3 separate regions of the Mus musculus genome follow, and all the other regions are linked to region 2. A link is a loop called in an ENCODE intact Hi-C map of the cell type or tissue named here. Cell type or tissue: heart. All regions are shown on one strand.

Region 1 (8,000 bases), 390 kb before region 2:
TATCACATATTATATATTGTATATTATTATATGTAATTTAATGTAATTATTATATAATTATATAATGTATAATTAATATATTATATAATTATACACCATATCACATATTCTATAACAATATATAATCTATATTATATTAACAATATATTGTATTATATAATATATGTCATATATTATATACACATATAATATATGCAATATCACATATATGATATTATATATACACATATAAACATATATGTATGTATACACATACATACACATACACAATTTATGTATGTATACACACACATCTATCTATCTATCTATCTATCTATCTATCTATCTATCTATCTATCTATCTACCTATCTATCTATCTATTCATTAAGATGCCCTCCATGTTGCTTGCTTGAAGTGTATTCAACTCAATCTACCCCCTGCCCCTCTGTTCTCTGCCTATCTTTCTGCCAAGTCTAATTAATACCTGCCTCCCTGAGATAACTTCTCTATTAGGTGGACAGTTTGGGGCCCACTCCTACTTATATTATATACCAATCTCTTGAGTCTTGCTTCCATACATTTTTGCAACAAGCCCTTTACTGGAAGTTTCCTCAGTGTGTTCCAGTGTATGTCTCAGGAACCCAGAGGTGCAGTTGTGATTTCAAGTGTCTCAGACACTTCAGTCCACTGCCTTGGAGTGGCGTCCGTCCCAGTCGGCCAATGGGGTGGGTATTCAAACCATACTTTATGGATGGTTTTCGATTTTCTCATTTACTTCAGAAAGCACCTCCCCCCTGCCCTGAGACTTTTTCTTTCCTTTTAACCATGGAGTGCTCTGCTCACAGAGTGGACAGAAAGGCGGGAAGGAAGGTAAGAAAGTGGGAAGGAGACTCTCCATGTTGGAATAAACGGACAGAGCCTTCCTGCGCAGAGTGAATGAATCCTATCAGAGAGATAAAAGGTGGCAAGCTGTAGACAGCCTGATGCCAGATTTGGCCTCATCAGAAATCATCCTTTCAAAGGTGCACCAGGGCTTAGCTCGCAAGCTTTCCCTGAAGGATTTGTTTAGGTGGCTTAGCACTTTGATTAATTAATGAAAAGCTGGGCTTCTATATAAATGCAAATGTCATTTTCTGTCACCTATCAAATCCTTCTCAGGCGCGGCTTGAGGAAAAGAAAGTAGAATTTGGGGCTGTGGCTTTATCTGAATTTGGATCCTGGGATGCAGGGCTCTGTGTGAATGTCACTGCAGCAACATGGAACTTCTTGAGGTGGAGCCCTGGCCTTTGGCTCTGAGGCCGGTGGACCAGACTCTACCAGCTACACAGCAATGCCAGAGAAAATCTTTTGGGCAGAAAGAGATGATGTTGTATCCTAACCCCCAAGTAATGGTGAGTAGAGAATCTTTCTACACCTTTCTGGGACTCTGATAAGGTATTTGAAAAAGACCTATTTTGTCTCAGGGTTCAGAGCTGCCCAGGGTCACTTGGTCTCATCAGTTCTGGACCTGGGGTGGGCAGAGTGTTGTGGCAGGAAGGCCCTTGATCAAACTAGGTAGAACAGCAGGTAGTTAGTTACCTAGCAGGCTGGAAGGTCAGGAGTGGGGTCCTTTCCTCTCCGAATTTCCTTGGGCCCCCACTTCCTGTGTCTCTGTTAGCACATCAACCTTAAGCAAAGGGGGAATACCACGATCACCCTCCTTAAGATTTAGAAAGCCACTGAAAGGAGAGAGGAATGTCACAACTGTGCCTCCTCAAGACTTAGAACAGCTCAGGAAGGGAAGAAGACGGAGGCAGCTGGGCTTGTGGAAGCCCATCAAAAGAAGGCTGTTTCCTCATGGTAAAATGTGCCCATTTCACAGATTTTATCATTCTTTCTTTAGTTCTTTTTAATCTACTCTCTTTCATGAGGTTTTAGCAAAAGAAGTGGATCCAAGCTGAACCTCTGTCCCTAGGTGGAGACATGCTATTGGAAGCTGCCCATCCCTTAAGAGTGATCCAAAGGGGCCTGTCAATCACCTGGCCAGGAGGATAGTCTCCAGAAACAGCTGATGCAGCTGAATACCTGTTAGAAAGATGGAAGGATACCTACCCTGGGATGAGATGCGGACTCAGGAACACAGGAAGTCTTTCCCTCCCTGGAGTCACTGAAAAACTTCTGCTGAGTTCCAGCTCACAAAACATAACTTTGCTTCCCCCCTCCTTTTATATACCAACTAAAACCCTAAACCTGCTCGCCTGGACCCTCTTGGGGGACTCTGTGTCTCTTTGTCTCTGTCTCTGTCTCTGCCTCTGTCTCTGTCTCTGTCTGTCTGTCTGTCTATCTGTCTCAGAACCCCTGTCCCTGTGCCACTCTGTTGCTAAGCCTGCCTGCCTCCCTCTTCTCTCCAACTGTAACAAAATTGTCCTTGAGTTTCCTCTGGCATCATTTTAAAAGTCTTTCATCTCTGAGACTAAAGATTTGCAGAAGGGAACCATGCGTGTTCCCTGGTAACAACCCCATGTCTATGGGAGGAGGCAGGAAGTCTGGTTCTTTCAAGTAGGCTCTACCTCCTAAGGTATGTGCCCTTAGCTGTCCGGGTGAGCGCGCTGGGGAATTGTCCATTAGCAGTGGGCTAATTAATTCACAATAGAGGTGGGGCATTTGGGAGATGAGTAGGTCATGAGAATAGATCATTCATGATGGAATTCGGACTCCAGAGCAGTTTTGGCCCTCTGCTGTGTGTGGATACATCACCAGGTCACCATCTGTGAACCAGGAGACACTGAATCTGCAGGTACCTTGATCTTAGGCTTGCCTCCTGAACTGGGAGCAATATGATTCTGATGCTTACAGACCACTCTTTTCCTAGTGTTTCTAGTTACAGCAGCCAGAGTAAACTACAATGGCTAGAAGAAGAAGCCACACAAACTCAGATGTCTGTGCCACAGATCAGCATGTGTTTGCTGGGTCCCAGTGTCGCACCATTTTGACTATTGATGTCTCCTTTCCAGAAAAGGTAGGAGGTAAAAGGGAGAGCTTGCGCCAGGATGACAAGAAGCAGGCACAGTTTCCACCCAGCCCACAATGGCTGCGGGTCTCATCTGTTGACAGGACAGGGAAATAATACCAGACTCCGAGGTCATGGATTCTTGGGCTACCGAAGTCACCCTGGGTGAATTTGAGCTCAAACCCTAATCTCTGGAATTCTTGGACATCAGTGGACATAAACCTGGCCTCCCAGGAAGTCGAAAAGATTTAGACAGCCTGTGGAAACTCAGTGAGGTTTCTAAGGTGTTTCTAAAACACTGAAGTGTTCATGACAAACTGCAACAGGCACTGCAAATATGCCTGGCCTCAAGAGACTTTGTAATTTCCTGAGTTGTAAAAATTTCTCACAAAGGCCAGCAGGGGGCGGCAGAGCACACCCTTTGCCTGGACCTTTTTCTTGTGTCATGCTCTCAGGGTCTATTTCCCTTTTACCTGTAGCACGATGCCCGGAGCCCAGCCCTTAATCTCTTTTAAAATAAGAAAGACCCAAAATAGTATTAATAAATAAACACATAGCAACGAATCCAGTCTGTTTTATATTAATCTTTGTACCAATCTAGTTGTCAGATTTATTTATTTAATAAGAGAAGGAGTCATGAAGGCAAAACCACCTTAGTTTATGAAAGAGACAGTTTTTCCAGGGGGGTTCTGCACTGGATTTTGAAGAATGGGTTGGCAGCCTGGGTTCCCACTTGGCTTGGTTTGCTCAGGTAGTGCAAGGGTGGCCACACTCGATTCTGGTAGCGTAAAGGTGACCGACCTCATCAGGCAGATACAAAGCTGGGGCTTCCATCTTAAATTATGTTACGGATGAGGAAGTGATCTCCCAAAGCGAAACACAGTAAGTAGGCTCAGAACAAACATTCCTCTGGCTTTCTCCTGCCCCCACCTCTCACTGTTCACTCCGTCCCAAAGCAAGTTAAAGAAGAAACCAGTGGTCACCTTCCCTAAAGCCAGCCACAAAGGTGAGAAGCACTCGTTTAACTTGCCCCAGTTTTGGCGCTTAGGATCTGGTCACAGTGAGATGGATTCTGAGTCTGCAGGGGTCCTGCTTCAGACCTAGGAGGGGGAAATGCTGTAACCAAGGGGCCGTGGAGCACCTGCGGGAGCATGTTGGCCTAGGCGGTTTCCACCATCCTGCGTGTTTCTATGAACTCCTACCTTTCCACTCAGCATGAGTCTATCTGGCTGTCCCTGTCTCCGTGTTGAGCAGAGAAATCAGGAAGTTTCCTCAGCGTCTTTGGATCTTCGACCCTTAGGCTCTTGTATTATGTAAAACATAGGCAAGCTGGTGCTGTGTTTCCCACTAGTGTTAACCTGTCTTTTGGCTTGCAGGTGTTGTTGGCCATGACACTTTATGGTGGCCAAAGGGATTTACTGAATACGTCGCAAAGGTAGTAGGGTAGACACAGCTATGGACAATGAACAGCTATCAAGGGGACTGACAATAGCCTAAGATAATAATAGTTCTCTACAACGGTAGACATTCTGGCCAGTTCATCGGACTTGGAGAGCAGTTACTATAGCTTTGGCTTTTTGTCTCTTGGAAATTGTGGTTCTCAGTGTTCTCTACAGAGAAGCTGTGTGGAGCACACGGCTCATGTCTGTCACCTGTTGGTGAGGAAAGCAAGTGACTAAAAGCAGCAGACACTAGAGAGCTTCCTCAGTTTCCCCTTGCTCCAGAAACACTACTGTGGAGCCACACACTAAGAAATGTATTCCCTTTTTTATATAATATTTCATCTGCACAGACAGGATGCTTCTCTTACTTTGAAAATGTACTTATCTTTGTAGCAACCCCCTTTCCCTTTCTAAACACCTTATGTAATCTGTTAAACACAATAAAACCTGAATCTCTGAAACTTTCTATTTTGTTTTTATTATCATTTCAAATGTTATCCCCTTTCCTAGTTTCCCCTCCGAAAACCCCCCTCCTCTCCCCATCCCCCTGTTCACCAATCTATGCACTCCCGCTTCCTGGCCCTGGCATTCCCCTATATGGGGGCATAAAGCCTTCACAGGACCAAGGGCCTCTCCTCCCATTGATGACTGACTAGGCCATCCTCAGCTACATATGCAGCTAAAGCCATGAGTCCCATGTATTTTCTTTGGTTGGTGATTTAGTCCCTGGGAGCTCTGGGGCTACTTCATATTGTTGTTCCTCCTATGGGACTACAAAGCTTTTCAGCTCCTTGGGTATTTTGTCTAGCTCCTTCATTGGGGACCCTGTGCTCTGTTGAATGGGTGGTTGTGGGCATCCACTTTTGTATTTGTCAGGCATTGGCAGAGCCTCTCAGTAGACAGCTATATCAGGCTCCTGACAGCAAGCTCTTGTTGGCATCCACATTAGAGTCTGGGTTTGGTGGTTGTATATGGGATGAATCCCCAGGTGGGGCAGTCTCTAGATGGTCATTCCTTCAATTTCTGCTCTGAACTTTGTCTCTGTAATTCCTTCCATGGGTATTTTGTTCCCCCTTCTAAGAAGGATTGAAGTAGCCACACTTTGGTCTTCCTTCTTCTTGAGTTTCATGTGGTTTGTGAATTGTATCTTGGGTATTTCGGGCTTCTGGGCTAGTATCCACTTATCAGTGAGTGCATATCATGTGTGTTCTTTGGTGATTGGGTTACCTCACTCAGGATGATATCCTCCAGATCCATCCATTTGCCTAAGAATTTCATAAATTCATTGTTTTTAATAGCTGAGTAGTACTCCATTGTGTAAATGTACCACATTTTCTGTATCCATTTCTCTGTTGAAGGACATCTGGGTTCTTTCCAGCTCTGGCTATTATAAATAAGGCTGCTTTGAACATAGTGGAACATGTGTCCTTATTACATGTTGGAGCATCTTCTGGGTATATGCCCAGGAGTAGTATTGCTGGGTACTCAGGTAGTACTATGTCCTGTTTTTTGAGGAACTGCCAAACTGATTTCCAGAGTGGTTGTACTAGTTTGCAATCCCACCAGCAATGGAGGAGTGTTCCTCTTTCTCCATATCCTAGCCAGCATCTGCTGTCACCTGAATTTTTGATCTTAGCCATTCTGACTGGTGTGAGGTGGAATCTCAGGGTTGTTTTGATTTGCATTTTTTTGATGACTAAGGATGTTGAACACTTTTTTTTTTTTTTTTGGTGTCTCTCAGCCATTTGGTGCCTCCTCAGTTGAGAATACTTTATTTAGCTCTGTACCCCACTTTTGATAAGGTTATTTGTTTCTCTGGAGTCTAACTTCTTGAGTTCTTTGTATATATTGCATATTAGCCCTCTATCAGCTTTAGGATTGGTAAAGATCTTTTTCCAATCTGTTGGTTGCCTTTTTGTCTTATTGACAATATCCTTTGCCTTACAGAAGCTTTGCAATTTTATGAGGTTCCATTTGTCAATTCTTGATCTTACAGCACAAGCCATTGGTGTTCTGTCTAGGAAAATTTCCCCTGTGACTCTAATTAAGCAAGTGAAAGACCTGTATGATAAGAACTTCAAATCTCTGAAGAAAGAATTCGAAGAAGATCTCATAAGATGAAAAGATCTCCCATGCTCATGGATTGGCAGGATTAATATAGTAAAAATGGCTATCTTGCCAAAAGCAATCTACAGATTCAATGCAATCCCCATCAAAATTCCAACTCAATTCTTCACAGAGTTAGAAAGGGCAATTTGCAAATTCATCTGGTATAACAAAAAAACCTAGGGTAGCAAAAACTGTTTTCAACCATAAAAGAACGTGTGGTGGAAACTTTCTGTATTCTGTATCCATTCTACTGAGTGCTGTGGGTGTCCCGCCCTCCACTGGTGGGCACCACCGATAGCCTGACTGTCTCTCCCAGTCTCCCAGGACTCAACTTTTATGTTTATTGCACTGCCGTTTCTTCCTGCACACTGTTTTCCTTTGTGTATTTATAATTTTGACTAATTGCATCCTGTGGTGGCTTCCTGAGAAAACATACACAGGAAACAATTTTTCTTTAGTCGTCACGCTTCGGAAAATGTCTTAATTCCACATGTTTAACTGGCGGGTTCGCTTCCTATCCGAGTCTCCTTTAGAAGCACTTCTCCATGGCGTGCTCGTTGTGAGTACCACTACAACCAGCTTTTGTGTTTCTTTATACATGTGGATTTATGCCCTTTCAATTGCTTGGTTGTTAATTTGGTGAGTGTTGGCAGAAATAGGATTTGTGTCTTAATGGGACGTCTGTATTACACCTGTTCTTCCAGAGGCTCAAGGACCATTATAGAGGAGGGGCTGGGAAGGTGCAAATCCAGAGGCAGGACAGCTGCACTGCTGTACTCATAGCAGCTGTGCAAGGTCAGGCCAGTCAGAGTTTACTATGAATCCTCCACCCCTAGTTGAGGGGCTATGGAATTTGATAGTTTCTAGAAGGACAGTCAGTATTCTGTGGGGTTCATGAGTATATGAGTTGGACTTGGCTTATGTGCTGGCTAGTTCTATTCCAACTTGACAAAAGCTAGACTTATTCGAAAGGAGGGAGTCTCAATTGAGAAAATGCCTCCACGAGGTTCAGCTGAATGGCATTTTCTTAGTGATTTTTAGGGGAGGGTCCAGTCCATCATGGGTGGGGCCATCCCTGGGCTGGTAGTCCTGGGTTTTATAAGAAAGTAGGCTGAGCAAGCCATGGGGAGCAAGCCAGGCAGCAGCACTACTCTTCCACAGCCTCTGTATCAGCGCCTACCTCCAGGTTCCTGCCCTGCTTGAGTTCCTGTCCTAACTTCCTTTGATGATGAACGGTGATATAGAAACATAAGCCAAACAAACCATTTCCTCCCCAAGTTGCTTTGGTCAAGGTGCCCACAGTCAGAGTAATGTTTAATTTTTTCTATATGGTTGTGTTTTCTTGGGGGAAGCTTGTAAGGTAAGCATCGGAATTCTGATGCTTTTTATTAGGAGACGTGGGTGGCTCTTATTCTTCATTATGTTGGCGATTGGCTGGGTTTCTCCCAAATGTTCTTCTTCTTCTTCTATTTTATTTTAA
Region 2 (8,000 bases):
GTAAGCCCTTCAGTGAAATGTTTTCTTCTTTAAGTTACCTTGGCCATGTTGTCTCCTCAAAGCAATAAAACAGTGACTAATACAGCTGGTGTATACCTGCATTTTCATCTCCTGTCCTTGCACTCAGTGTGAGAGCCAATGGTAGAAGTGTTCTCTCTGGCTCTATTCAGTTAGGACCGAGTAGTCTTACTCAGAGAATTTAGCCAGCATGCAGCCAGTCAATCTTCTGTTTGGTCTGTCTGTCTGTCTCCCCACTCTCATCTTTGTTAAGTGGCCTAAAAGACAATCTCCACTTTCCTTTTAAAAATTATTTTGTTTATTTTTATGTGTATTAGGTTTTTGCCTGCATGTATGAGTATATGCTGGTAGATGCCAGAAGAAGGCCTCGGGTCACCTGGGGCTGGAGTTAGAGACAGTTGTGAGGACCATGTATGTCCTAGGAATCAAGCCTACATCTTCTGAAAGAGTTGCCAGTGCTGTTAACAACTGTACCATCTCCAGCCCCAATATCTACACTTGACTTCTTCATCTTTTCCTCTTTTTAGTCCATCCTACCTCCTCAAATTTTCAAAGTTTCAGATTTTATCATCCTTTGCAGGATTAACTTAACGTGTTTCAGTTTTACAGATGCCAGAATAAGACACTTTGGGATCAAAAGACCGAGTCACAGCACAGCAGGCAGATGACCCACGTGGTGCTCCATTGTTGAATGCATTCCCTGCCTCCATAGTCTCAGGAGGCAACATGGACTGTAAGTCACAGCTAAGGAACTCGAAGCTTAGGAATCTCTCAATCTTTTAAAAATGCCTGCAAAACTTTTGCTCAACCTTGACTGCACCAAGGAGTTTTTATTATACTGGGTGATTTTTTTTTTTAAGGGCCCTCTCCTCCCCTGGGGAAATTATGTCTATTTTACACTACTGTCTGCCAGAGAGGAAATGTCCTTGGAAAGATAATCTACAAGGAAAGCTGTTGGTGACATGAGACACCATGGTTATCTGTCTTCCAACTCATTTATCCATCTCCTGACAGTGATCTGTCATTTCCTAGTTTTATAAGCCCACAACCTAAAATACCAAAAGGAACCTCGAAGGACAGCAACACTCAGGAAATATTTTTGGTATTTTCTATGTGCCAGGTACTACACAGGTCAATATAGACACCATCTGTTTTGTTATGAGCAACAGGAGCAGTACTCAGATATACAGAAATGTAATTGTACATTGTGGTAAATCATAAGAACTAAAAATACATGGTGATGGGATTGTTGATATCAATCAGGGATCTTAACCTTATCTGGGGTGTTAGATTTTGCTCTCCCGAACCCCGAGAAAATGTCCTATTCAAACTGAGCCCTGAAGAGTAAGTAGGGGATAACGGTTAAAAGGAAGAAGGGCGGGTATACAGAGCATACAACTATTCCAATCAGAGTACAACCGAAAAAACCGAAATGGTCAGGAAATCCTCAGCCCAGGAAGCAAGGGAAGAGTTATACGACACTGTGTTTAAAGGTCACCGAAAGAACTCTAGTTTTATTCTAGAGTAATAATAAATTATTTGAAAGTATTATGTAACAAGTGACATAGTCTTATTTGCCTTTTGAAAGATCATTTTGGCTGCAAAGTAGAGAACACACAGATTATCTGCAATTAGACCAAGTTAGCTCTGTAGTGACAGGAAAGAGGCGGAGTCATTAGGGGGGTTTTGGAGGAAACATTTCTAGGAGTTGGCACAGCAACAGATATGGGAGACAGAGTGAGGGAAATATCAGGAAGGATTGTTAGATGTTTGATTTGATGAGCTGAAGAACCAGGAAACCATGAAGTTGGGCCAAACCTTGCAAACCTAGGACATTTTGTAGCATGCCCGTCGGTAAAGAAACTGATGATGTGGAGGACTTTGGCACTGAATGCAAGAGTCTGGGTTCCAGGTGAGCAGAGATGTGAAAGTAGATGTGATAGCTTACACTATGGTTCGGTGACACAGCCTAGGCTAAGAGAGTTTAAGGAAAGCCCTTCAAAGGGACTTTAAGTTGTCCTGGGGTGCTGTGGAGAGGGTCAAGTGGTGTGTCACAGGCAGAGAGAAGAATGGGAATATGCGCAGAGAGTAGAGACAGTATGCAGGAAAAGAGGAGGCAAGTCTAAGAAAGAATGGTGTTCAAAGTGTTCACTGTGGCTGGAACTCAAGGAGGGTGAAGGTTGGAAATGGTTATTTATTCACTGATGAGGGAAAGAAATGTCTGCTCAAAGCCAACGTAGATTCCTGTGTCTCTCTGGCTAGGGTGATTTATGTCTTTCTTTCTCCCCAAAGGATATAAATCCCTCAGTTTTCCCCCTCCTCCTCACAGCATTGTGCACCATATCAAAGTGTCTAGGTCTACTTCAGTGATGTCTTGAATTACATGCCCTTGTCTCCTTCAACTAGTCTATTATTTTTTACTTTGCCTGTGGCATGTAGATGGGCTTTAAACATACTTATAAAAATGCAGGTTATTCTTAAGTTCATTTTTTATTTTTAATTTTTTTCATTATTATTATTTTTTGTCTACCACTGAATCATGGAACCAGAATCTTGAGGGAGTAGCGGTAGGATTCGGCATTTTTACGAAGTTTACAAGAGCAATGCTTTGGAAAATACTAGTTTGGAGTTAACTTTGGAGACTTTAGCCTCCAACCGAACAAGAGTTGGGCAGCAGTAAGGGGAAGCCACACAAGTCCTCCACATTCAGATATAAACTCTCCTATTGCAAAACAATGAGCAGTTATACTTCTGTTATTCCAAGCTCAGCTTTCCAGTAATTTTGTCTGGAAGAGGGCCAAAGCTGGAAGTTAAGAAAATGAAACATTTCTCTCAGGGAAAGGACTTTTGCCCCCTCTCCCCAACCCCCAAATATCTCAAGATGCAATTTGATAGAATCACTATCCTACTTGTTGACGGGAAGAAAAATAACCTCTCATTAGCTAGCTGTGGATACAAACATCGGATCAATCATTGCCTGCAGCCATAGCAAAAAGTAGGTGGAGAAGGAAGAAAGCGGGGCTTAAAAAACACCACCACAGGAAAATAGAAATGGTTAAAGTGGATGTACAGGCAGATGAACACAAGCCAAGTGAGGGGTCTTTAAGAAAAGTAAGAACACTGCAAATAAAACAGCACCAAGGTGGGGATTTTATACACTCGCGCACACCTCTGCAATCCCATGGGACTTTGGTACTGTCTGAGTATCTTATTTGATATTCAATGATCCACTAAGAATTTCATTATCCAGTTCTGTTTTGTTTTTTTCTTTTTTAAGAACGTAAGAAATTCGTACATCTTCGAGAGATTTCTGTCAAATGATTAAAAAAAAAAAAAAGATTGCCACCTTAAAACGCAGCGCAACCAATAAACTGAACTACAAGTCAGACGTGGAACCTGGTTTCATCAGTCACCAGTTTTGGCTGGACAGGGGGAGGACTCAGGTTCCCAAAGACGACCCTCTCCCTAAGGCTTCCGGTGAAACTGCAAAAGTAAGCAGTCCGGGCCGGCCCTCAGGCGCTACTGCAGCGTCCCCCCCACCGCCCCCCCATCGCTCGAGGCTTAAGGAAATTGTCGCCGCCTCCGCTTCGCTCTCCGCGGTGGCAGACGTCAAGGTAACGGGTTTCCACTAGATTCGGCTGGTCCGAGTCCAGAACCTTTAAGCTGTGCGTTTCTGAAAGACGTAAATCTGTTTCGTGGGTGCTAGAAAATGCCGGGGCTCTAACCGTCTGGGAGTGGGAAGGTCTGAGCCCACTTCGGGGCGCTTCCCCGTCCGGGGCTTGCCTCTAAAAGCACCTGCCGGCATCCTAAGTTCTGGGGCTTGCCGAGAGGGGCTGACACGGTTCGTCTCTGGGGGCGGTGGGTGGGGGGCGCTTTCTAAACTGCATTCGGAATGGCGTGTGGGGCCCCGGATACGTCAATCATCCGCACAGTTCCCGGGCTCTGGGAGAGCGGCACCGGAGCTCGCATGCCACACACACTTGCGGGCCCGGGAAGCCTCGGCTTGCGGGGCGGCGGGCGAGCGGGTTCGGGTGCGCGCGCTCGAGCTCGTGTGTGTGTGTGTGTGTGTGTGTGCGCGCGCGGGGGCTCCGGGTCCAGGCGGCCGGGGGCGCCGTCGGCGGGGCTCGCGCAGCCGCACTGGGCGCGCCGACTCCGGGCTCCTCCTCCCGGCTCCGTAGTAATCATGGCGGCGGCGGCATTCGCGGTCCCTCGGGTGAAACAGAAAGCGGGAGCTACGCGGAGAGGGAGCGAAGAGCGGGGCTGAGGCGGCGGCGCCGTCACTGCCGGGAAACACCCCTCCCCAACAACCCCCCTCCACAGCAGTCAGCGCAGCGGCGGCCGCGGGAGCCCCGGCCCACCGCCAAGCGAGTGAGAGGACGAGCCGGAGCCTCGCAGGAGAGACGCCCGGGGTGGGGGATCCGCCTTCCTTCGCTTCGGAGCGGCGGGATTCGGAGGTGAGAGCCGGCAGGGGGACGCCGGAGCCCGCGTCGGGGAAACCGTTAGGCTGGGGCTGCGGGCCGCGCCGCCGGAGGGCTGAGCCCGTCGGGGAGGGCGGGCGGACGGGCGACGCCCCCACGCGAGGCCGCGCCGTCCGCGGGGTGACGGACCCGGGACGCGGCGGGGACGTGCGCGACACCTGCCGGGGCTCGGCGACAGCGGAGCGCTGCCTGCGCACCTGAGGGTTAAATCCTCGAAAACACGCCCTTCGGGTCTGCGCCCGCCTGCCTGGCCGCCCGGGCGGCCGCCGCAGCCGGTGCCTGGCGGCTCCTCTTCCCCAGGTAAGGCAACCACCTGTTCGGTCGGTGGCGAGGAGGAAGGGAGGCTGCGGTGCTCGCCCAGCTCGGCAGCCTGCGTGGGTGAACTTTTGACACGACTCTGGGAAAGGGCGGCACGCGCTGGGTGAAGGAAAAGGAGCGAGTAATTTCGACGTCAGATCGCTAGCGCTTGCTGCTTTTACCGTGTGTGATAGGTAATTGTAGTTTTATTAAACTATCACCTTTCATAAAAAGCATTGGGGGGTATTCGTGTGTGTGTGTGTGTGTGTGTGTGTGTGAGAGAGAGAGAGAGAGAGAGAGAGAGAGAGAGAGAGAGAGGGAGGGAGAGAGAGAGAGAGATTGCTGAGGGTGCTAAGGATGGTGAGCTAGAGATTATTTATTTTAGTGAGACTGTAAGTTCCTTTGGGCACCTTCTCGGCTGTCCGTCTACTAACTGACAGTGGCAGGCGGACAAGGCTTTCCCTCTTTTTGTATTATAATCTTGAAGTGCTCACGGGTAGACTTTAAAAAACACCGAGCCACATAATGATGTTGCTGCATCCTATTGTGGTCTGTTTCAGTTCTTGAAACCCAAGTTTGTGCGTGTTGTAAGAAGCAAATAAGCATCGCCTCTCAGCCTCTTGGCTAAGATGAGTTGTAAGAATGAAAGAGCAGTTGAAGCTTTTCTGTAATATTTGAATCACTATGCTTTTGCCAGTATCAGTACGAAACATATGCCAGTCAAAACCGAGCCATATGTCAGACAGAAGCAAATTGAGATTTCTGGCTCATATCCCGTGTTTAGATAAATATTTAGTTTGTGTGTATTTGCGGAGTGTGTAATTCTTGTCATCTCGGAAATGTTGTTTAAGTCACCTAAAAATGTTCCAGAGAGATGACCCCCCTGCCTTCTTAACATTTTCTTGTTTAAATTGATTTTTTTTTTCTCAACTAATGAGATCAGTTACCCATGGAGACAGGTGTTGGGCCTATTGGAAAGCAATGATAAGGTCTTTTAAAACATGGCTTTTCGTTGGGTTTTTAAAAAAATTTAGTCCTCTTGTAATTTACCACTAATAACATCCTCTGAAGGGAGGAGAGAAGATAAGGGGATAGGGAGAAAAATCTTGTTTAGGTTTTACGTTTAAAAATTTTAGCATTTTCATATTAAATTTCTCTGTGTTGTTTTATCTTCATAGATCCTCTCCAGGCTTGCTTTGTAGGTTAAGTGGGACGTTTTTCTCTCAGGCTGCTTCCCTTTGGCCACCTGTATGCCTCTGCCTTAACTCTTTCCTTTTCCCCTTCTGTCTGAATCCTCGTCACCAGTGGTCAGGAAAAAGAAACTCATGCTTAATTAACACTAGCCTCAGGGAAGCATGATTGTAAGGGGAATTTTCTTCTCCCAAATTAATGGTGTGCATTTGAAAACACAGATTTTGTGTGTGTGTATGTGTGTGTGTGATGTGTCATCATTTCCTCTTCATGTAATTGAGAGATGATTTATTTTACCATACATTTAATGATTCCTTTTTACATCTCTATATTTCTATAAATTGAATACAAATGAAGAAAAAAATTCTCTGCTTTCCTTGTCTAGTGAGATGTAGGCTGAGAGATTCTGGAAAACACAGGAGAAAAATAAAGAATATTGTAATGGATATTGTCTTTTAGCTTGACTTCAGTAAAAGACATTTAATTTATGATTTGTTCAGCCATAGCTTAGACTCATATGTAATATTTCTACTTGAAAATATTTATATTTTTGGCATATATATGGCTTATTCATCTTATATTTTGCCTGTAGTGTTAAAATATCATTTGATGATGTAAACAAAATAGGTATTTCAAAGCAAAACATTCTTACTGCATTTTTTTTTCATGAAAATGAGTTTTGGGTTTGTCTTGGTTCATGATATAAGGACGCGCATATGATTTCCAAGTTTATTAGCCTGGTATTGATAAGCAATTCGTTGGTTTTTGTTGTTAAATGCTATCTCTAAAACAAGAATTACTAAAATAAGTTCTGAGTGTTTAAAAAAAAGTCAGCTTTAGAATTCTGTCCATTGAGTCCTATAGTACTTTAGTTGATCACTTTGGTACAACATGTGTATCAAGAGTGCCTTATTACAAAGAAATTGATGACCCACAGAGATAAAGGGCACATTTTGTTCTTTTACATGTATTGTGAGTGTTTATCCTGTTTAATCCTCTAGTCTTTATTTCAGAGTTCTTTTTATATCAGTATCCTTAACCTTCTCTCCAACTGGTTGGGTTTTGTTTGCCTTAATGTATACTGTGTACATTTGCCATGCGGCCTCTGGGCTACCAGTAACTTCTTTGTGAGTTTCATCTTCTGATGATCCCCATCCCCTATCAACCACTCCCAAGCTTTAGGCTAGTTTTCTGCACAAGATAGCTGCTGCACGATAGTGCTTGGGAGGAGATGGCTTAGACTCAGAGAATGATGAGCTTTTATTTAAAGTAAGGGATACAAAAGCAGTGGGATGTGTTCCTTCAAGTAATTTACAAATTATCTGAGAAGTGTACAATAACAAAGGAGACCATTAACAAAAACTTAGCACAATATCTTTAAAGTGTGTAGCATCCACTGTGACTGAAAGTGCTGTGAAGGAGGGCTACAACCGTCTGGGCATTTGGAGTGAGTCCAACTTGAAATTTAGGAAGAGTTTCTGTGTCAGAGGAAAACTCATTCCAAAAGAGAGTGACAGGCAGAGTTGGAGGTAGTAGTGAGAGGAGAGGTTCTGGAGCATCCAAGGACAAGTGTGAAGAAAAAGAAGATCAGGCAGAGGTTGGAGCTAGGCCCCATGAGGTGTGAAGAGTCAAGTAGGAAGAAGCCCTGGAGAAGAAAGTTTGCTTGTCATCAGCAGGAACTTGGCTATGAAAGTAATACAGAACCATATACCACTTTGTTTTGTTTTCACCATTTTTAGTTAGCATACAAAAAATAGAATTTGACATGACATTCTCACGCATATGTATCATTTACTGGGCTCATTTTTCTTCCCCACTACCATCTTTGGACCCTCTTCCTTGCTAATTGCGGGTCTCCATTTCCCCCAAATGCCTTTTCTGCTTTCATTGTGTGTGTGTGTGTGTGTGTGTGTGTGTGTGTGTGTGTGTGTGTGTGTGTCTGGGTGTATGTATATATATGTGTGTGAGTGTGGGGGGGTGAGTGCACATATTTCTGTATATTCCATTACCCTCTCC
Region 3 (8,000 bases), 110 kb after region 2:
GAAAGTATTTGGTACTGCCCTTCAAAAATAGCAATTACATACATAATCCTAAGTCTAGAATTTTTCCTCCTGGGTATAGAAGAGTACCTCAAAGGTGTGGGCCAAGAGACCTCGGAAATCTCTCCCCTTTAGAATCTCCACTTCTTATTGATGTTATCAAGTCTCATGGGTTAAATGCCCATTCATCACAGACAATGGAATTTATCTCTCAGACTATATCTTTGAATCCCAGAATAGTTAAGTGGTCTCTAGGATGAGGTATTTTATCCTGATGCCTTTGGAACATCTCAAATGTCACATGTCCACATCTTGCATCTCCTTATCCCCAGACCCATTTCATCCATTTTGGGGCTCATAGTGTCTTCATATTGCATGGATACTTTAGGTCCAGTTCTTTGTGCTTTCTATTACTGGATTGTGGCCTATATAAAAAGGCTTAACTTAGGGTTTTTAAGTGTTGTACCATAGTCCAGCAAGCAATGTGTATAAATTAGATGAATTCCTTTCTTTAAAGTCCATCAGTGGCTATCTTGTTTCCCTCACAGTAAAAGCCAAAGATCTGACAGTATCTTACAAGGCCCAGGAGACCATTTTTTTTTTCTGTCTCCCCACTACCTGTCTGGCCACGTTCCTCTAGTAACTCTAGTATTCTAAGGCAGCTTAAGCATCCTGTCATGTCCCTTAGGCATTGATATTGGATGCTTTCTCTTATTTAAAAAAAAAAAGATCATTCAGTGAAACTGAGAATCATCACTGGTCATATTATTTACCTTCACACATGTTTTCAACATACATACTTGCAAACATTTATGGTTCATCTCACACTGATTTATTATGTATTCACTATTTTTAAAAAATTTAAATGAGGTTATGGTTTAAATTGGAATGGCCCTCATAGATTTATGTGTTTGGATACTTGGCCATAGGGAAATGTGTTATCAGGAGTGTGGCCTAGTTGGAGGAAGTATGCCACTAGGGGGTTGGGAAGCTTGTTGTTCAAGCTAGGCCCAGTGTGGCACAGTCTCTCCTTGCTGCCTATGGATCAAGATGTAGAACTCTCAGCTTTGTCTCCAACACCATGTTGGTCTGAATGCTGACATGATGAATAAACCTCTGAAACTGTAAGCCAGTCCCAGTTAAATGTTTTCCTTTATAAGAGTTACTGTAGCTTTACTGAAACAAATGCAGATATTTACAGCCATCCATTGGACTGAGGTGGGGGACCCCTATAGAAGAGTTAGGAGAAGGATTGAAGGAGCTAAAGGGAATGGCAACCCCATAAGAAGAACAAAAAAAAAAAAAAAAAAAAAAAAAAAAGTTGCTGTGGTCATGGTGTCTCTTTATAGTGACGAAACCTTAAGACAAGGGTGTTAAGTGCCAAGCCGTGCATATGGACAATTTGCAGGAGTCTAGTTGTGTTAGTCCACTATGTGGAAACTGGGGGTTGAATTTAGGCTGTCAAGTGCTAGTAGCAAACACCTTTACCCTGAGCCACCTCTTCAAATGTAAGATTTATCCATTCTCATTTACTAATCTGTCCCAAATGCCTAGACAGAATCCAGCATGTGGAGGAAGAAGTTACAGAAGATAATACTATCTAATTTTTATAAGCCTCAAAATTAAGTAAATTAATTGGTTATATAAAGGATAGTTTTCCTCTTATGTTTTTTTTTTCATGATACTGGAATCAGATCTAGGATGTTGTGCATTGTTAGGCTAGCGAAGTAGTCTACCATTAATATCCTTCTCAACTAGAACTAGTAGTCTACCATTAATATCCTTCTCAACTAGAAGACTGTAAAGATAAGAATAAAAGCAACCTTAGGAGGAGCAGAAACCTGAGTGGTACAACCTGGCTCGATGGAGAGCAGTGTCCATCACTGGGCTCTACTGCTTAGGTTTAGGGAAGTCACTTCAGTGTGCTTAATGGCTGCCATCAAATATTGTCTAACCAACTAGCCGAGGCAACGACTGTGCAGCGTTGGAATCTGCTGATGCTGTGAAAATCCTAAAAAATTTGAGCTGTGAAATAAGGTACGGTTTGATCAAGGTCAGGTCTAAGAATAGTAATTTAAACGAAGAGTATTAGGTCTCTCTATAGTGATTTTGGTAAGATTAGCTGTGAAACAGGATGTACTTATAGTTGTAAGAAATAAGTTCAAGCTTTAAGAACACAGCAGGAAAAGGAGCAGAGAAATCATAGATCTAGAGTTTGGACATTGAAGTCATTGACCTGACAGCAAGTGTTGGGGCAGAAAGAAAAAAAAAAAAAAAAACAACTCACTGACTGTCAAAATAGCATAGGAGGGCAGAGTGGCGCAGTGAGAGAGAACAGGGAAGTAAGCGCCCATCCCACAGCCTCAGGGGAAATGCATTCATAATGGAATAAAAGGTCAGCTATTACCCTTTTCCACTTTAAACCAGTGTCTCTTCTCCTCTGGCCTCTGACTTGCTTTTATTGAGTCAAGTTGCCAGGGGTGTGTCCTGCCAGGTTTTTTTTTTTTTTTTTTTTTTTTTTTTCTTCTTCAGGAAAGACACTGGGCCTTTAAATAGGGCCTGGCCTTTAACATGTGATTATATGAAGCAACCCTGCCTTTGCCTATGTACCCTCAAGTTACTTATCTGCTCCTGCCTCAGCTTCTCTAGTAATGATACCTCAGTTTGCGTTAACAAGTAGGACACTCCACATGGTTCGTCTCACTGTGTAATCTTTAGTTTTGAGAGTCAGCGATCATACTTTTACTTACAATAACTATCAGTTACTGAGAGGTCCTAAACAGTGTATTTCATGTACTAGTTTGTCTAACTTGATTCTGCAACAGTGCTTTGAGGTTGATCATTTTAACCTTTCCACAGGAGACAGAGCCCAATAGTAGTACATTTGCCATGCTAGTAAGTATCGGAGCTCATTTTAACTTTTAGTATCACCTAGTACCCAAATCCATCTTCCCCACTGTGGTGCGTGTCACAGATCCCAGCCATTGCTTGTGTATGTAAGCAGTTGATAAAGTTCCTCTGAACTTATATGCCCTCTTAAGTAATTTACGGGGCGTATTTTTTTTCCAAAAGAATAAGTTTTCACCTCAATTAACTGAGTATTTTTCACATTCCTGCTTTAAGAATACTATCCACCAAGGATCTTTCCTTAATGTCAAGAGTAAGTTCTATTTTTAAAATAATCACTAAAAACAAAGTACACTGACTATAAAAGCAGAAGCCTTCATTAGCTTTTAAGGAAAAACAAAACAAGCCTGAAATATATTCCACCTGTAAGGAACTTGTCATTTAATTCTATTGTGTGGGCAATTCTCTGTGTGTTATAGGCATAGCTTGAGTATCGAGCATGAAATGATCACAAACTATACACTCATATTTTGGATCAAGGCTTTGAATTCATTTTACCCCAATCTTTCTATGTGAAAAAGCAGCAGGCTGCGTTAGTCAAACCGCGAACACAAAGAGGATGGTTTTCCATCGCGTGCCTATCCACCAGGTTCTTTTGATTAGGGTTTACTTTGGCTCTTAAGGCAGAACGCGTTGCAGTCAGGAAAGCAGCTGAAGAAGCCTTTAAGTGTTTTGTTTCAGTAGCGCCCCAGCGTACCCTCTGCGCTGTTTCCTCTCCCGGTCTTTCCCGGTTCACTGCGGGTCATGTGATACCGGTCACGTGACTCGGTCAAAGGATCTTTTCCTCTTACCAGCTTTGAGGAAAAAAAAAAAAAAGCGAAACTGTTCTCCAATTAAAGCTGCTAACGTGTACTACGCCGTTTCCTTGTTGGGTTTTCTTGTTCGCTGGCTGCTGCTCCTGTAGAAACAAAATGAGTGGTAAGATTTGCTGATTTTGAACATTCGCTTTTATTTGAAAACATAGGAAGCTTTTGTATTAACCTAAAGCCGTGTTGTGTGTTTTTAGTGCCAAATCTGTTCGCTTTAGAAATACTACATATTGTTATGTGGTTATGAAAATTGTAGACTCTATGAGCTAGAGTGATTTTAAATCTCATAGCATGCCCCATTCTGGCTGGCCTCTTGATTTTTTTCGTCTTTTCTCTTTTAAGACTGATCAGAAAATTGGCATCAGGTAATTTGGAAGCCATTGTGTGCGGCAGGAGTCAGCAGTCAGCAGTCCGTTGTTTATTTAATTTTAAATGCTTAGACAAATCTGTAGTTTTGGGTTTTTTCTAAAAGAAATAAAGAAAAAATTGAATATGAATGGTAGATTAAGAAAGACGATAGGTTTAGTTTATGTTAGGTAAAATGAACTAGGTATAAATCATTGATGGTACCTTTAAGAATTGGGATGGGAAGTTTTTCATATTTAAGGCAAATGACAAACAGAATTGTACCCACTTTTGCAGATTTTAAAAATAAGTAGGCCCTTAACAGTAATGTAATCACTCTGCTTTGGGGTAGCTTTTGCCTAAAGCTTGTCAATTCTGAAGGAGCTGTTAGGTGTAGCTACAGTTGTTCAGGTACAGCTTTCTTGTGCCAGGTGGACATGTTATGTACTCCTATAACAGGTTTGCTTCTTCCCTGGACACAGTCTGCTTTGCTGCATACAAATTTAAGACAGTTTGCAGTTAATTTTCTAGAACTTTCTGAGTTAGAAAGTACTGTTGGACCTGAGAGGTAGTCAGGCATTGTGTCAGTGAGTGTCCAGGGTTTAGAGTTTGATGCAGGACAAGCAACATGGTGCTGCCAGCATTGTGGATCTGAATATCAGTACTTGTGTTTACTGTCTATGTATTGGGGGTGTGGCAGGTTTGTGTTCAGTGTTGAATATATCCCACCATTATTTTAGATAAATGTACATAGCACTGATAAATTATCTTTTTAAAATCTAACTGTGTGGCATTTCTGCCTCCGAACTAGAAAATTTACTTAAGTAGTCAAAGTGATCACGTCATAAAGGAGTCCTTTGTGAAACTAAATGATGACTTGTTCCAGCAGCTATCAAAGTAAACTGTGAGCTGAGTCCAGTGGCACATGTCTGTAATCCTAGCATTGTGGAGGCTGAGATGGGAGTGTGGGTGCATCGCCTGAAAGTTACTGCTCTAATAGCCACAGAGAAACAGAACACCGGGTTTAGTTGTTCTGCTTTGAAGATGCCTGTCTGCTTTCTTTCATTTCCACATCATCTTCATCAATCTCTGTCTGGCATTAATGACTTGACACAAGGTTCAGCATGGCAGTGGGTGCAAAGAGCCTGCAGTCTAAGCTTAGTACATAGAGCTCAGTAAAGTTTCCTTGACTAAGTAAACAAATGCAATTTTCAATAAAATCTCTAGTTCTCAGCCAATTTCCACATTTTATAAATAATATCTAGGGCGGATCTTACAATTTAGAAGGCTAGTTTACTGGTTTATGTGAATTAGTTAATGAATAAAGTGACCATTAGTGTACAACTGTTCCCCTTTCTCCAGAGAGCAGAAATGTATTTTGAATGAAGCCTTTCTAAATAGAGATTTTAAAGAGGATCTCACAAATGCTGTTTAGCAAATTAATAGGTAGCATTTACTTAAATTTAGAATTGTGGTCCTGCTTTCTGTTATGTTTTTCAAGGAAATAAAAACAAAGGTAGACTTAATTTCCTTAAAGACAAGATCTAATGACTCATGGCAGTTACTGACAGTGAGAAGCATTTCAATGTTCATGTGATGTATATCCTAAGAAATGAAACTGTTAGCTTTTAAATTCCAACTGAACCACTTGAGCAAAGTTAAGTTCCCTCTGCCTCATTTTCTCTCCGGAAAATGGGTAATGTTAAATTTAGTTGCTTGATTAAATGATTATGAAGAGAAAAAGTACATTTAAAACGTGGCTTATAGTATTAGTGTTCATGAATTATGATTAAGATAATACTTAGAGGGGCTGGAGGGGTGACTCAGGACTTAAAAGCACTTGTTGCTCTTACAGAAGACCTGGGTTCAGTTTCTAGCATCCACATGGTGCCTCACAAGCATCCATAACTCCAGTCCCGGAGATCCAACACTCTCTTCTGACCTTCACAGGCACCAGACACATAGATAAGCACACATGAAGGCAAAACACTCACGTAAAACATAGTTTTAAGGTAATAGTCAGAAGACCTTCATTTACTTGGAGGTTGTGCTGTTACTTAGCTGTAGAGCACTTGCTGGCCAGGCCTGAGCACTGCAGCTCCGTGCATTTTCCAGGTTTCTTTTGGACAAGTGTGTAGGTGGCACAGTGTACTGCAGAAGTCTGCACTCGCTCTGCTTACTTTCTAGTAACCACCTCGGCCTGTTCTTGCTCTCTGTCCTTCCATCTCTACCTTCTTCCCTTCTGCATTCCCTCCTTTTCGCTATTTAATGTTTCCTCCCTTCCTGCTTCTCTCTTGTCTTTCTTCTCTTCCTCTTCTCCCTCCCCTTTCTTTTCAGTTCCCCTTATTTGCCATGATTTAGTACTTTTATTCTCGAAGCCCAGTATCTTAACGTTTTCCGTTCTCTTTCTTCAAGGCCCCCATCCATCGCCCCAGGTAGCTCTGATCTCCCCTCCTCCTCCCTAGAAAAGCTGGAATCTGGATTTTCTGGGACCTCCTTGTTTTTCTTTCAGTCACAGTGGCCCTGACCAGTGATACCATTCACTTCACCAGCAGATTCTCTGCATGTAAAAGAGGTCATTCCCCACTCCCCAACATTTTTTTTTACCAGATCTGTTGATCTTTCAAATGATTATAAACTGGAGCAAATGAAATACTGCAGTCTAAAGTTACTGGGAGAAAAAAGATCCAAATGAGATATTTTTCTAAAAAATTATTTAAAACAAGTGATGTTTTGTTCTAGAAAGAATAAAACTTCAAGAGTACTTATTTTATTCTTAGAAAGTTGAAGAGAGAATAAGATCACATTTATAAAGGTTATCTGGAAAGATGATACCATAAAAGTAAAAGACAGAGTGCAAATGAAGTTCACATTGTTTAGAATATATTCAGGGAAAGCAACCTTTTCTCAGAGGAATGCACATGTACATTCCTCCAACTGTACTTAGCCCACAGACAGGACCCCTCTACACTGTACAAGTCTTTACCCTTAAGAAGCCCTCAAAGACCTTACTATTCCTCCTCTCACTACTCCCCCTTCTGCCTTTGAGTTTGTGTGTGTGGTGGTGGTGGGGGTTCATTTTCTATTTCTAATTGATTTTTATTTTTAAATACAAAGTTCAGTTTGATTTTCCTAGTTGCACAATCATTAGAGTCACGTGGGGTATTTGTACAGTAAATAATGATTTGAGATTATAAACTGACTATGTTGGAAAGCCTGTAAATCTTAGGTTTTAAGTGATAACCATAAGTATAAAAACTGAGCAAGTTTGAGAACTGTAGCTGTACTTAACGATAATACATATACTTCATAAAGTAAATGTTACATAAAAACTCACATGTGTTATTATATATAACTTATATTAAAGTGTTACATAAAACATAAAGTAAATGGTATATAAAAACTCAGAAATGTTCATTTCTTTCCACCGTATAAGATTACAGCCACTATTAGCTTAATGTTCAGCTTAGGTGAAGTAATCATATTGTTCTGCGCCTTCCTAAGCACTGATGGATTATTGCATCATTTCTGTAACCCATTCAGGTCCTGCTCAGGTTCCAATGATGTCCCCAAATGGTTCCGTGCCTCCTATTTATGTGCCTCCTGGATATGCCCCACAGGTATGCGTTTTGTGTTTTATTTCGCTGTGTGTGTGTGTGTGTGTGTATGTGTAGATAGTTAATAGGTAGGTAGGTAGGTAGGTAGGTACTTTCCTTGACATTGATTCTGGTGAAAATATGCTGTGAAAGGTCTGGATATTATCCAGAGGAGTATCTTCAGTAAATCCATTTTAAATATTTTACTATATTTGTAAAGGAGGGAAGAAAATATTGGTAGTATTCACCACTCAGAGTTACCTTTGGGCACTAAATTCCAAAAGAAATTTTAGTGTTTTGTCTCCTTGAATATGCAAATTGTGTAACTAAGTTAAATTGCTTCCAT

What was found. Hi-C counts contacts between places; a loop is a spot of excess contacts. Peaks named below come from ENCODE experiments on the same cell type or tissue, not always from the same donor. Only the 100,000 strongest peaks of a DNase experiment are listed, where the experiment ranks them.
Region 1: a loop joins it to region 2, with 2.5 times the contacts of the local background. A loop is called at or near these places in 2 of 42 quality-filtered maps.
Region 3: a loop joins it to region 2, with 13 times the contacts of the local background. A loop is called at or near these places in 10 of 42 quality-filtered maps.

The regions. Positions count from the first base shown.
Region 1 is chr14:73,094,274-73,102,273 of GRCm38, reverse strand. Gm35388 (a long non-coding RNA gene) reads left to right here. Exons shown (of 3, transcript XR_383585.3): 2 at 1,209-1,371; 3 at 1,935-4,877. Among named protein-coding and RNA genes, the nearest start is that of Gm35388, 4.7 kb to the left of the region's middle. In heart, a CTCF peak has its summit at 3,356 (motif pointing right); no DNase peak of the experiment used is centred here; H3K27me3 peaks cover 2,112 bases.
Region 2 is chr14:72,706,190-72,714,189 of GRCm38, reverse strand. It overlaps Fndc3a (fibronectin type III domain containing 3A), which reads left to right and starts at 4,187. Exons shown (of 26, transcript NM_207636.2): 1 at 4,187-4,472. In heart, a CTCF peak has its summit at 4,674; DNase peaks (open chromatin) are centred at 3,669 and 4,219; H3K4me3 peaks cover 2,499 bases; H3K27ac peaks cover 1,679 bases.
Region 3 is chr14:72,598,744-72,606,743 of GRCm38, reverse strand. Fndc3a (fibronectin type III domain containing 3A) reads left to right here. Exons shown (of 26, transcript NM_207636.2): 4 at 7,602-7,678. Among named protein-coding and RNA genes, the nearest start is that of Fndc3a, 110 kb to the left of the region's middle. In heart, no CTCF peak of the experiment used is centred here; DNase peaks (open chromatin) are centred at 2,353 and 3,653; H3K4me3 peaks cover 1,700 bases; H3K27ac peaks cover 1,543 bases.